Linked DNA regions of Homo sapiens: all the other regions are linked to region 2. A link is a contact called in ENCODE Hi-C data. All regions are on one chromosome and are shown on one strand. Each heading gives the region's core, a stretch centred on a gene start or an enhancer-like site at or near the end of the contact. The rest is flanking DNA. Distances are from core to core; before and after follow the strand shown.

Region 1 (4,299 bases), core at 1,145-3,644, 850 kb before region 2:
AGACCTAAATAGACACCTTACCAAAGAAGATATACAGATGGCAAATAAGCATATGAAAAGATGCTCGACATCATATGTCATTAAGGAATTGCAAACTAAAACAAGAATGAGATACCATACACACTTATTAGAATGACAAAATCCAAACACTAAAAACACCAAATGCTATTGAGGATGTGGAGCAACAGAAACTCTCATTTATTGCCGGTGGGAATGCAAAATAGAAAAGACCATTTGGAATACATTTTGGTAATTTCTTTCAAAACTAAATATACTCTTACCATACCATCCAGCAATCATGCTCCTTTATATTCACCCAAATAGGTTGAAAACTTAAGTCCACACAAAAGTCTGCACAAAGATGTTTACAGCAACTTGATTCATGCTGCCAAAATTTGGAAGCAACCAAGATGTCCTTCAGTAGGGGAATGAATAAGTAAACAGTGATATGTCTAAACAATGAAATATTATTCAACACTACAAAGAAATGAGCTATAAAGTCATGAAAAAATATGGAGAAACCTTAAGTGTATATTACCAAGGGAAAGAAGCTAATATGAAAAAGTACCACACTGTATGATTCCAGCTATATATTCCAAAAAAGGCAAAACTATGGATGTAGTAAAAATATGAGTGGTTGCCAGGGGTCAAGGAAGAGGGAGGTATGAATAGGTGAAGCATAGAGGAGTTTTCGGGCAGTAAAACTTTTCTATATTTTACAACAACGGTGGACACATGTCATAATGCATTTTTCCAAACCCATAGAATGTACAATACCAAGAGGGAACCCTAATGTAAACTATGGACTTTGGGTGATGAGGAGGTGTCAACTTAGGTTTATCGACTATAATAAATGTACCATTCTGGTGGGGAAGGTTGTGGGGGCAGGGAGTAGATATGAGAACACTCTGAACTTTACACTCAATTTTTCTTTGAACTTTAAGCTGTTCTAAAAAATAAAGTCTGTTTAAAAAACATAGCATGAGACAATCTGCTGGAAAGGGTAAAGAGTATAGGTTGAGACATAATAAAGATCTGACACTCTTAATGAAATACTTCTTGTGGCCAGGTGCGGTGGCTCATGCCTGTAATCCCAGCATTTTGGGAGGCCAAGGCAGGCGAATCACAAGGTCAGGAGTTCAAGACCAGCCTGACGAACATGGTGAAACCCGTCTCTACTAAAAATACAAAAAAAATTAGCCAGGTGTGGTGGCACACACCTGTAATCCCAGCTACTTGGGAGGCTGAGGCAGGAAAATCACTTGAACCCGGGAGGCGGAGGTTGCAGTGAGCCAAGATCGCACCACTGCACTCCAGCCTCGGCGACAGAGCAAGACTCTGTCTCAAAAAAAAAAAAAAAAAGAAATACTTTTTGTGTCTCTAACGTCAGATCATTAGACTATACTAAGCCAATGAGGGCAAGGACTGCGCAGTTTTGCTCACACTTCTATCCCCAGTGTCATAATTCCTAGAACATGAGAGACTCCCAAAAAGTATTAGTTAAGTGAATGAATGAATGAAATGCCATTTATTACATGAAATTTTTTCTAATTACCCCTAAGCAGATGAAATTATTCTATTATTAAATATTTCTCCAGAATTTCTTCCGACTTTATTTTATTTCATGTTTTATTATATACCTGCATGCAGTTGTCTAATATGGTCCTCCATACACTTAAATGCTGATGTACACACACACACACACACACACACACACACACATCTCAAAGTTCTTTGAAGACAGATTGAGCCTCATTCATATTTTTCATCTGCCAACACGTAACTTAGGCTTTGTATGTTATGAACATTTATGTGTGCTTGTTAAATTGATTTATTCTACCATGACCTGTTAGAAAATTCTTATTTATAACAAATATGAATTATTTCATATTAAATTAATATGAGATAAATGCACTCAATTTAATCTAATGTCTACATACATTTGGCAAGAAACTCCGTGTTGTATCTGTACATTCTATATTGTTGCTATGAGATTCTGAAAAAGTGTTTAGTATGCTATTGTAACATCAGGGCCGTTGTTTAGCATTATGTGCTCAGAAGCCTATTTGATTTTCCTGTGGATATTTTCCTAAACCGACAGCAGGCTATGTAGAAAAAGTACTGGGCCAGTGGGAATCTTGAGACTGGGTCCAGCTTAAGTCCCTGAGTTTAGCAAATTGTATGGCCATTGTTAATTCGTTTCACTGTCATGGCCCGAGGCAGCTCTTCTTTAAAATACAAAGTGGACTCGATAATCCCCAGGAACCTTCTAGCTCCAATACTCTTTATCATTTAAAGCTCTTAGATAATCAAATTAAATCCGTACTTTGCAGCCCCGTTTCTAGCTTCATGCATATTTCTGGCCACAAGATGGCGGGCTTTATGTTGTTTTCTTCATTCTCTAACTGCAAAAAGTTTTTAATACCATCGCAGTTTTGAAAATTTAAAATTTCCAATTCTTTAAAAAGCCTGATAAATGCAACATGGACTTTACATTCTGACTTTAAAAAGTGTCTTAAGCACTTTGGAGTCTCACAATAGAGAAGATTTCCTCTTTTGTGTGGAAAGACTGATTTACACTGTATTTCTATACTAATGCAAAAATCCCACGATGAGATGAAAGAGACCACAAGCATTTTCATTTGTTTTTCTTTCTCTTTACACAATCAAAGATAGTGCTTTTGGAAATCAGAACAGATACAAACTTTACCACGGAGGCTACTGAATAAAGTTCTCAAAATACACTGTCATTCTGGACTTTTTAGCCATTGACAATTTCCAGGTATCCCCAATTTTTCTGCGTGCTACTGATTTCTATGATTTGATTTGAAGCAGAATTAGCAAGTCAGAATACATCTATTTTATATACCAAATTGGGAATTAGGAAGAAGGTGATTTGCATTTCAGAACTTTGAAGTAATTTTCCTTCATTGACATAATCTATCTGCTTTCAGAAGATTCATAATTTTGCCACCTTACCCTGGTCAGCAGCTCGTTCATTTCGGTCACGAGTGTATTCAGATTGCCCTCTGCCAGCTGAATAAGCCTCTCTGGGGCCCGCTGAGGTGACAGCAAGTGCTGAAAAAGATTCCATCCCATAAACATTTTTAGTAAATGGCCTTGCAGTGATAGTGTTCGACAGAACACATTTTTGTATATAAAAGGAACTTAGCCTTCTCACCTTCAAAGAAAAGATAAGGAAACTATTTCAACTGGGCACTTACACATTGAGTGTCATGCCAAATATTCAGGCAAATAATAAAAATTGCAGTGACTTATTGAGAAATTACTATGTGCCAGGCTTTTTATGTTTTGTTTTTTCATTTAATTTTCACAACAGCTCTATGGGGGGTAAGCATTATTCCATTTCATGAAAGAGCAAACTGTCTTGAAGACAGTTAAAAATGTGCACGAGATCACACAGTCAGTAAGGGGTAGAGTTAAGATAAACTCCTTGCCTGGCCCATTTAAGGCTCCCATTCCAATTAACAGAGACACAGATCACAGGTAAAAAAGAGAACGGCAGGCCTTAACATAGAGACCTGGCTAGGCGCTAACTAACTGGCCTGTCCTCGGTGTTGCTAGGAACTGGCCTAACAGCAGGGCCATATTTTTTTCCTATGGAACATAAATAATCTCATAGGACACTAAATTAGACAAGGTCACTCTGAACCAGTGATGAATGAAACAGAAAAAAAGAGACTACCCTGTAATGTCTAAGCGCAGACAAAACCATAGCGGGTTTTGTGTAGACCACAAAACTACCCCAACCTCCCATTTCCTGGCTAATATGAATGAACACTGCCTCCTTATTAATCATAGCTTTATCCTCCCTCTGTTCTTCCTTCCCTCTAGATAGGATTCACAAAATACTCACAGAATTACTCCCACTTCTGAATAGCACCCAGTTGAGTGCTAACCTTAAGTTATCTAGCACAGCCTCAAATACTAGAAGTTATTCCTAACACCTTCTTATTGAGACAGCCCACAATTCCCCCATGGTGTTCAGTGCCCCTTGTTGCAACAAGTTAATAAATCCCACTTTGTTCCATCACATGTGTGTCCTTGATGGTCTTTGGCTGAAGCTTGGGGAGCACTGACATAGTTAAAGAAATTGAGCAAAGAGGTGAAATAACTTAAGTTTTTATAATACCAGAAGGTGATCCTCAGTATACAAATGTCAAGTGAATGATGGAAGAAGAACAAAATAAAAAATCAAGAAAGACTAGAATTTAAGGATAATCCAGGTCATCTGGATCAATATCCAGCCAGAAGTGGATGGGTCACTGAATCCCTTGG
Region 2 (4,473 bases), core at 1,446-3,945:
AGGCAACTATTACCACCATCCCTCTCCAGAACAGTTTTATCTTTCTAAACTGAAACTCTGTATTGTCTTCTGATGATTTTACCCAACATTTGATCATAAGCATTTTTCCATCTTGCAATTTACTTTTTTCATAACTTTCATTTCTAGTGGCTATGAGATATTCTACCATATAATGCTTATGAATCTGCCTATTGTAGAATATTTATATTCTTTCTCTTTTGAAATGATAAACATATTAAATAACATTTTTCATATTTTGGATTATTTACTTGCAATAGCTTCTAGACTAAAGAATAGGAAGATTTTAGTGATTTTTAATGCAGGCTGATGATTTCTTTTCCTAAAAGTTTAACCAAATTTATACTTCTATTGATTCATGTATTCATTTATTCTTTCAAACAAACAAAAATCTACTAATTCCTAATATTTGCCACGCACTTAGCTATGTAGAAGACCCACCAGATTTCTACTCAAGTGATTTCAATCCATACTGGTCGCATTAGTTATGCACAAAAGGAATAATGTACTTACCTAAAAGTTTTATTGCATGCTTTTGATTTTTAGTGAGAAACCATCTGTGTTGGTTTGCTGATTTCTTTTGAGAATTTCCTTTCTTCTCTTTGCATCGCCTCCCCCACTTCTCACTTAAGTATGTGTCTTTGGGTAAGTTACTTAATCTATAACCTTGTTTTCTTATTTGTCAAATGGGAATAATTGTACCAAAGTCTTCACGGAATTGTTGACTGAACTCAATGAAACACTGAAAATCTTGATGTCTCAGTGTGACATTGTATACTCTAAGACAGTGCCTAGAACATTTGAAGAACTTTCTAAACATTACCTGCTATTATTATTACTTCCATGATAGAGAAATTAATAAAGTTTCATGAAATGAATCTTCTATCAGCTGTCCCCCAAAATGGGCAAGGTAAGAATTGTGTGCACTTTGTCCTGGCACTGTGTGAAAATATTTAAAGAAGTTTTTTGTTTGTGTGTTTAAACAAACAAATTACCACGTCATGAACTTCTTTTACATTTCTTACAAGAGTAGAACAGATGAATTAGTATACAGACAGTAGGGTTTTGTTTGTTTTTACTGGGAAAAATTGCTGCTAAATTTTAGGAAGTTCTGCTGTCCTCAAAAAGAAAAATATGTCCCTCAGTTTTTTGTTACCTGGGATCTAGGAATGTTCTCTAATTAAAGAAATGGAATGGTGATGGTGTGTTGAAAGGTATAGGTTAATGAGTTAAAAAAAAAAAATCTACATTGCACCCTAAGGAAGGATGAACTTAACTATGCTGAACTGAATTGACAAGGGTTGAGCTAGTCAGTGTGCTAATGAGCAGGCTACTATTCTCATAGAATTTTTAAAAGTCTTTTCTGCCTGATATGTATGTGTGTATAATATGTATTTATATATGTATATATTTGTGTGTATATTTATTACATTTTTGTTTCCACAGGCTCTGTCATAAGTCTGGTCATTAATAGCATATATTTGATTAAAAGAATATGTGGCTTGGTAAATTATGTGAATGTTATATTAAAATGAATTTCACATTGTCTTGATTTACAAAGGCTAAGATGTCTGAGAAACTGAGAGATGTCAATCAACAGACTATTGTTTTAGCAATTGTACATAACACATAAAAATTCTGAATCAAAGTTATTATGTTATTCAATTGTGACCATACCTATTTTTTGTGACATTTTACAAAAATGAATAAAGTATGCACCATACAGTCTTACCACAGAAGTAAGGCAGGGTGGCATATGGCGAAACCACTTCAAGCTGCTGAAGTAGTTAACTGTGAAATATTTTACTGTCATAATATAGCATTATTTTCTGCCAGATGAATCATTCCGAAGAAGCTGTTTTCATGGTCAGTGTAAAAGTCCTTTTGTTAAATACTTATGTCTTAACTACCTACTAGATATTAAAAAAAACAAAACCACACACACACCAGACCTAGGTGCAAGGAAGGGATAATAAGCCCTGATGCAGTTCTTAGGTGAGAACTGGAAAGGGGCCGGAGGGTTTCAGAGCAACAAGCAAAGTCAGTGAAGCAGAGTAAATCCAAATACTTGGCCAATGACAAATAAACCAGAAAGGAGACACGCCAGCTGTTCACGCTGGAAAGTTACTGATCGTTTATTCTGGTTCAAGTTTTATTTATTCTATGAATAAGGGACAAGTTTTCGATGGGGGTGGGGTGTCTTATTCCTTATTACAAGAATAAGGAACGGGGAGTTTTCAAGGCAGGCGGGTGTTTCCTCAGGGCGCTTCCACACTCCCCTTTCAATCAGCAACCGCTCGGGGGGACCTCCACCTTGGGACGGAACCCCAGGACGCCTCTCCTCGGACGGCGGGGGTTTCTCTGCGCGCGTCCTCGGTCGTCTGGTCGCACGGCTTACCGAACTCTCGCCTCTCAAATTCTGAGTTCTGGAACAGGGCAGCGAGCTGCGCCGGCTCCCCTTTCTCGCTCGCTCCCTCCGAGCAGCGGCTGGCGGCGGGGCCCAGGCTGCGAACAAAGGCGGCGCGGGGCGCGCGGCCGGGGCTGGCGCGCGTCTCTCCGGCAGGAGGCGGTGGCGGCGCCGCGCCCGAGCCCGCATTCCTCAGAAGCGCCCGGAGCCCGCGGGGCGACGTCACCCCCGGCTCCGCCCCCGTCCCTCCCCGAGCAAAGTAACTCTTGACTAACAGGAGCAGCCTCCGCCGAGCATGGAGAGCTGCCGCCGCGGCCGGCCGGCGACGCTGGCGACGCTTTCGCCCCTGAGGTAGTTTGGCGACCGCGAAGAAGGAAAAAGGGCGGGCGGGCGGCTGTCCTCTCACCGTCCTCACCCCGCGAGGCCCGGCCCGCTCCTCCGTCGTGGATTTCGCGGCGATCCCCCCGGCAGCTCTTTGCAAAGCTGCTTGAAACTTCTCCCAAACTCGGCATGGATACGACTGCGGCGGCGGCGCTGCCTGCTTTTGTGGCGCTCTTGCTCCTCTCTCCTTGGCCTCTCCTGGGATCGGCCCAAGGCCAGTTCTCCGCAGGTGAGTGGCCGGGGGGCGTCCCCGACGAACGCCTGGAGTCCTGGGCTCACGAGGGGTGAGCCAGGTCCCCGCTAGGGCTGGGGACAAGGATCGTGGGGAGCTCTCTCTGTCCGGGGGTGGGGAACACAGGGTAGAGGGAGGGCTGTCCCCAGAGTTCGTGCCAGGTGGGACGCGGGGCACCCATTGTTCCTCTCCGAAGCTTGCTCGGGGCTCAGGCTGGCACGGTCTAGCCGGAGAGTGTGGGGACCTGCTGGCTTCGGCGTCTCGCGTGGCCTGCGCCGGGCTAGTGGGGAAGAGAGAAAGAAAAAGTAGTTACGACTCCCGTGACGGCACTCTGTTGCTTGTGGTGCGGGTTTGTTGCTGTCTGCCACTTGGGTGTTTAAACAAATTCCCTGGGAAGCCATTGTCAGAAATGTGGAGATTCGAAGGGACTGACCTCGGCGCGCTTTGCCAGGTGCTTTTTGTCCCGGGAATAACCTCCCCTGACTATTGTCTAACTACTTCCCCGTCCCTCCCGGAGTCCCCTTTTCTCCTCCCCCAGCTCTGGGTTGCTCCCGGGCTTGCCCTGTGCGCTCGGGCACTGCTTGGAGCATGTTCTGTGTGTGTGTTGGCGGAGCCCTGTAAGATGTGTTGAAATGCGGTTCTAAGGACCCACTCTGAGCGTTCATGGGCATCGAGGTCTGGGCGCCTGGTGGAGGAAGCCTGACTCGCGCGTGGGAGCCCGCTCCTCGGGCAAAACCACCGCCAGGCTGGCCCCGCGCTCCCCGGATCCGGCCTGGGGCTCTGGCCCCGCGCTCCCCGGATCCGGCCTGGGGCTGGAAGCGGACTGTAAATGTCTGCCTTCTGCCGGAGAACCCAAAAGGAGACAAGTGGAGCGTCTCGCTGTAGCCCTGGGGGTTCTCGGTCAAGCCGCTCAGAGAAGTCCGTGAACCCTGGCTCTCCCGGTCCCGCCCTCTGTTCCCCTCCAGTTTTGTTATCCTTCGTGTAGGTTGGTTGCTTCTTTCGTTCTCTCCTCTGGGGGCTCTGAAGTTTCACCAGGTGGACGCTGGGGAGCGGGCTCCCGAGCACTTGTCTACCTCCCGCCAGTCCTGACAACTTTTCTGGCCAACCTACCCAGCTTCGCTTGGCTGGCGAGCGCATCTGCTGCTGGGGTTCGCGGTGCAGATGGAGACGCAGTGGTGGCCAGAGGGTGATGGAGAAGACGGGAAAAGCGACAGCCACGCTCCTGGCTGAAGCCGCAGGACGCAAATAACTTACTTTGTACCTGACAGTTTCTCACGTTGTTGTGGAGGCCCTGTTTCCTGGAAATAAACTCAAATTGTTGTTTTCTGGAGTAATCGTTTATTTCCCTTCCATTGCTCTCCTACCCCCGCCCCATTTAGAACTCTGTAAAGGGAGTTAAACAACAGATTCAGGTGGCAGCATGTGTCGTACATTC
Region 3 (4,182 bases), core at 1,545-4,044, 970 kb before region 2:
GATCTCAAAAGCTAAGCAGGGTTGGGCCCGGTTAGTACTTGGATGGGAAACTGAGAAATAGATTGGACAGGTAGCTTTCCCAAATTCACACAGATGGTCGGTTACAGTGCTGGGATTTGAATACCAGCAGTCTGACTTGAGCCCATGCTCTAATCAAGGCTATATGACCTCCAATACTATAAAATAGTTGTGTGTCTCTGTGTGTATATATACTTAACATAAAATCATATTAGACATACACATTTATATGATGTTTAGATACAGTTTTTATTTATTTATTTATTTTTATTTTTTGGAGATGGAGTCTCGCTCTGTTGCCCAGGCTGGAGTACAGTGGCGTGATCTCGGCTCACTGCAACCTCCGCCTCCTGGGTTCAAGCGATTCTCCTGCCTCAGCCTACTGAGTAGCTGGGACTACAGGTGCACACCGCCATGCCAGGCTATTTTTTTGTATTTTAGAAGAGACGGGGTTTCACCGTGGTTGCCCAGGCTGGTCTCGAACTCCTGAGCTCAGGCAATCTGCCTGCCTTGGCCTCCCAAAGTGCTAGGATTACAGGCGTGAGCCACCGCGCCTGGCCTAGAAACAGTTTTAGTGGTGTATTACTAGTTTCTAAAAACAGGACACCAAATTGTATACAAGGTAGGACATCTACTATGCAGATAAAAGGGCCTGGAAACCAACATGGTTGCCTCTGTCATGGTATTATAAGTGTCTTTTATTCATGATTCTGGATATTTCTGTGTTTTCCAACATTTCAACTGAAAATGTACTGTTTTGTAAACAAAATTGAAGATGGAAATATAGGTAAGTCATTCAATGAAGATGTAAGAATAGGTTTAGATAGGTTATATTTCTTTCAATTCTAATATCAGAGTGTACTAGATATCCTGAATAATCTTCCTTCTGAAATGACTCAGAATACTGGGTAAAAATTAGAAAGCAATGGGGATAATATAAACACTTACATGTGTCAGAACTGGGGTGGGCGTAGGAAAGGCTGGGGTGGGAACTGGCTCAGGCTGGATAACTATTTCAGCTGGAGCTGCTCCATCTTCATCTTCACGGAGTTTCTGATGGGCACAGCGACCAATGTCAGCATTTTTGAAGGACACAGGCCTTGCAAAGTCCATGGGGCTAATAGAATGTAATAAATAAGATTTTTTTATTTTCGTTTTTTTGCTTCCTTACAATTAAGCCCAATCCCCGCATGCCTTTTTAAGTCCATTAGTGTGCTTTTCTCAGTCTAAGTTGAAGATCCTCATTGTTTCCCTCCTCCCCTGCATAGCTGTAGACAATGTAGATGCATTGGGACCCCTAATAGCAAGAAATAAAAATAAAAAATTAGTAGTAGTAATGAGGAGATCCACTTACACAGAGTTAATAACAAGATTCCATATGCAGCCTTCAAAAGGAGGAATATTTCTGAGTGGGGAAGGTTGAAATTCAGGTGGAGCACCCCCAACGAAAAGCTTTTTAACTTCGATAGGCTGTTCAACTGTCAGGTTTTGCATGTATCTTCTGTTTTCATCCACTTGAACTGTAAAGATGCTGATAAAATATTAAAAATAAACAAGTATAAGTCACATCTGATTCAATACAGTTGGAAATCAAATTCTTTCCTGCCACCCTTCACCCCTCTCAACCATAGCTTTTAAGGGAGCCAAAATTGGATGCTTAGGAATTCTACACTAAGCAAACGCTGTTCTCAGGATCTCGTTCCATGACTCCCTCGTTCACTCTTCCTGAAAGTTTACTGAAACCAGGTCATGGCGCACTGCAACATTAGCCTCTTGTAGAGCTGACAACAGCGCTGTGCAGCCCAACACATGAGCCTGTGAGAACTGAGGCTTCTGCAGTGTGCAGTAATGTCTAACCGTATAAGGGTTGGCAGGTTTAGCAAAGCATGGGGTCTTCCTTGGGTTGTGCTGGCTATTATCTTCTTGCTAGGGAACAAACCATGCTCCTGAGAGCTTAGATTGCAGGAATCAACAGCAAACACTTAAAGCACCTTTTATAAAGAATGTAGCTGATGGCTTTTGAATAGAAGAGGCAGGCAAGGACACCCTGCTAATTGTTCCTTGCAATGATTTTCCTTAGTGGCTGTTTCATTAATTTTCCTAATTTGCTTATGAGAGAGAACTCACACACTGCTAATTGAGAACCTCATGCTACTTATTTACAACAATCCTTGGATCCCTGGGCCAAGAATCAGAAGGAGACAAAGAGTTCTGATGAAAATGACCAAAGGCATTTTCTCTTTTGTTCCGGAAGCAAGTTTTGAGTTTCGGTCTTAACAGTCATCATGGTGCTATTAGTCATAAGCATTAGTCACTAGCCTGGGGATCATGAATGGATTACTGAAAACTTACTTCATATCTGGAGAGAAAACCGGAGTACTTGGATGGAAACCTCAGTCCTAAAGTACCCTCTTACTTGACTTTATAAAGAAGTAAAACCACATGTAGAACTGGAAAAAACAATAAGCCAGGGTAAAGATGCTCTGAATTGGCACTTTACAAGTAAGATAATTCAAAAGTAAGAGAAAGGGACAAAAAATGGATTTCGCTGTGGCTCAAAAACGTCACTGTTAAGGGGGTGAAGAAGGGACCGGTAAAATTTAGTTTCAAAGAGAAAATAGGGGGAAATGACATACTTTTGAGGTTTCTTTCTTTACCAAACTATGGAAAAATGTGTTGGCAAAACCCAGGAGGTTCAGCTTCCTTGCTAAGAGTGTCGGTGGTTTCCTGAGACGAGAATTTCAGAAAACCACTCACTTCCGGGTATGTGTGACTCACTGAGAAGCCCCTCCCCTACACTCTTTTTCCCCTTTAGCTGAAAGCAGCCTCTTCTTAGCAACATGATATCACAGGGCTTCTAAGGTTTTAATGAAGGATATAAGCCTCTGTTAAAGATTGTCCAAGGAGAGTAAATCTCTGTTCTTGATTAGAATTTTAAAAAGCTAGAGGCCTTCCTCTTTCTGGTGTAGCCTCTCTCTGTAGTGTGGTTCTGCCACAAGGACCATCATAGTGACCCTTATTTTTTTTAAACCAATTCACAGGGTGGTGATGGAGAATGAGTGTGGGCTTTCAGGAGGAACATACTGGAATTAAGTACTAGTGTGGAAGCTTACTAGCTGTGTGACCTTGGGCAAGTTATTTAATCATGCTCAGGTCCATTTCATTCATTTATAAGATGGAGATAAAAATACCTACTTCAAACAGCGGAAAATATTAATTAAGGGATTGCCCTGAGGCTGTATTACTTAAAAAGGGCATTGCTAGAAAACTACAGCTAAATCCTGCTCCTATTTTACCTTTTAGGAACATCAAATCTAGATCATTTCTTTAGTTTTTATTGAGAAGGACATTGCCAATATGTCCATTATGATTCTGGTGTGTTTTCCATTTTTAAAAAGTATTTATTTAACAGCTTTTTACTGAGGCCTGCTATGTGCAAAAAGGTACATTAAACTTTGTATTACTTTAGTATTGTAATAGGTCAGCTTTATTTTTTTTTTTTACAGTTTCAGTGGCTGATTCTTAGAGTTTCATAATTACTTGATTACTTATACCCTATTTCTTATTTGTTTGGAATGTGGGTTTAAGATTTTTTTTAAAACCATATCAGTTGGATTGCATACGTGGAAGAAGATATTAAGAGAAATGTGTCCTAATGTTTGTAATTTACATAATAAATAGAATCTAATCTTTTTTCTGTTTGAACATACTTTGGATGTTAAGAAAGAAAATATTTAGGGTTCAGTGTTAAAATCTTTATCTCATTCTGGAAACCCCAAATGACTCCTAAAATATCTCACCCTACTTCCTGACCTTTAGCCTATTTCTGTACCTGTGTGAAGAAAGCTTTCCCAGAAGAAAAACTCAGTTCAGTTGCTTGTCCTATTTGCTTAAGTAACTACTTCAGGCTCTTAGGGTTTGATGTTTTTGTCCAGTAAGAACTGCTGGCCACCAAGGCGGATGCCAGGAGAAGGATCAGAGGACAAAGCAGATATAGGAGGCAGAGGTCACTGGAGTGCCAAGAAATTAGATACCAAAGTGACTAAAGGGAGATTTTTCCAGATGAAGGGGTGGAAGGGAGAGAGAATGAGGGAGGAGGAGTAAAGAGAGGCAGAGGACAAGGGAGAAGGAGCTTCTTGAGAAGCTTGGCCCCCAGTTTGGTGA

What was found. A loop is a pair of places that touch in the nucleus more often than their neighbours do. Pooled maps may share reads with other maps.
Region 1: a map of IMR-90 shows a loop between it and region 2 (13-fold over the local background). The contact joins the enhancer-like site here to the promoter of PTPRK in region 2. A Hi-C loop is called at or near these places in 2 of 168 maps with a recorded cell type or tissue (IMR-90 and mammary epithelial cell) and 7 of 50 pooled maps.
Region 3: a map of PC-9 shows a loop between it and region 2 (7-fold over the local background). The contact joins the enhancer-like site here to the promoter of PTPRK in region 2. A Hi-C loop is called at or near these places in 3 of 168 maps with a recorded cell type or tissue (CD4-positive, alpha-beta T cell, PC-9 and naive thymus-derived CD4-positive, alpha-beta T cell), 2 of 37 single-sample maps with no recorded cell type and 11 of 50 pooled maps.

What each region holds. Positions count from the first base shown.
Region 1 is chr6:129,368,671-129,372,969 of GRCh38, reverse strand. LAMA2 (laminin subunit alpha 2) reads right to left here. Exons shown (of 65, transcript NM_000426.4): 34 at 2,980-3,078. Among named protein-coding and RNA genes, the nearest start is that of ARHGAP18, 340 kb to the left of the region's middle. RefSeq lists an enhancer at 1,970-2,479. Within about 2 kb of position 2,394, at least 4 of the 41 ENCODE cell types and tissues checked have a DNase peak (open chromatin) inside an H3K27ac peak, as active enhancers do.
Region 2 is chr6:128,518,821-128,523,293 of GRCh38, reverse strand. It overlaps PTPRK (protein tyrosine phosphatase receptor type K), which reads left to right and starts at 2,695. Exons shown (of 30, transcript NM_002844.4): 1 at 2,695-3,035. The coding sequence starts at 2,936. RefSeq lists enhancers at 2,333-2,927, 2,928-3,521.
Region 3 is chr6:129,489,268-129,493,449 of GRCh38, reverse strand. It overlaps LAMA2 (laminin subunit alpha 2), which reads right to left. Exons shown (of 65, transcript NM_000426.4): 57 at 1,373-1,549; 58 at 967-1,135. It overlaps LOC102723409 (a long non-coding RNA gene), which reads left to right. Exons shown (of 8, transcript XR_001743860.2): 8 at 1-968. Among named protein-coding and RNA genes, the nearest start is that of ARHGAP18, 220 kb to the left of the region's middle. RefSeq lists an enhancer at 1,679-2,878. Within about 2 kb of position 2,794, at least 21 of the 41 ENCODE cell types and tissues checked have a DNase peak (open chromatin) inside an H3K27ac peak, as active enhancers do; they include CD4-positive, alpha-beta T cell and PC-9, where a contact is called at or near this core.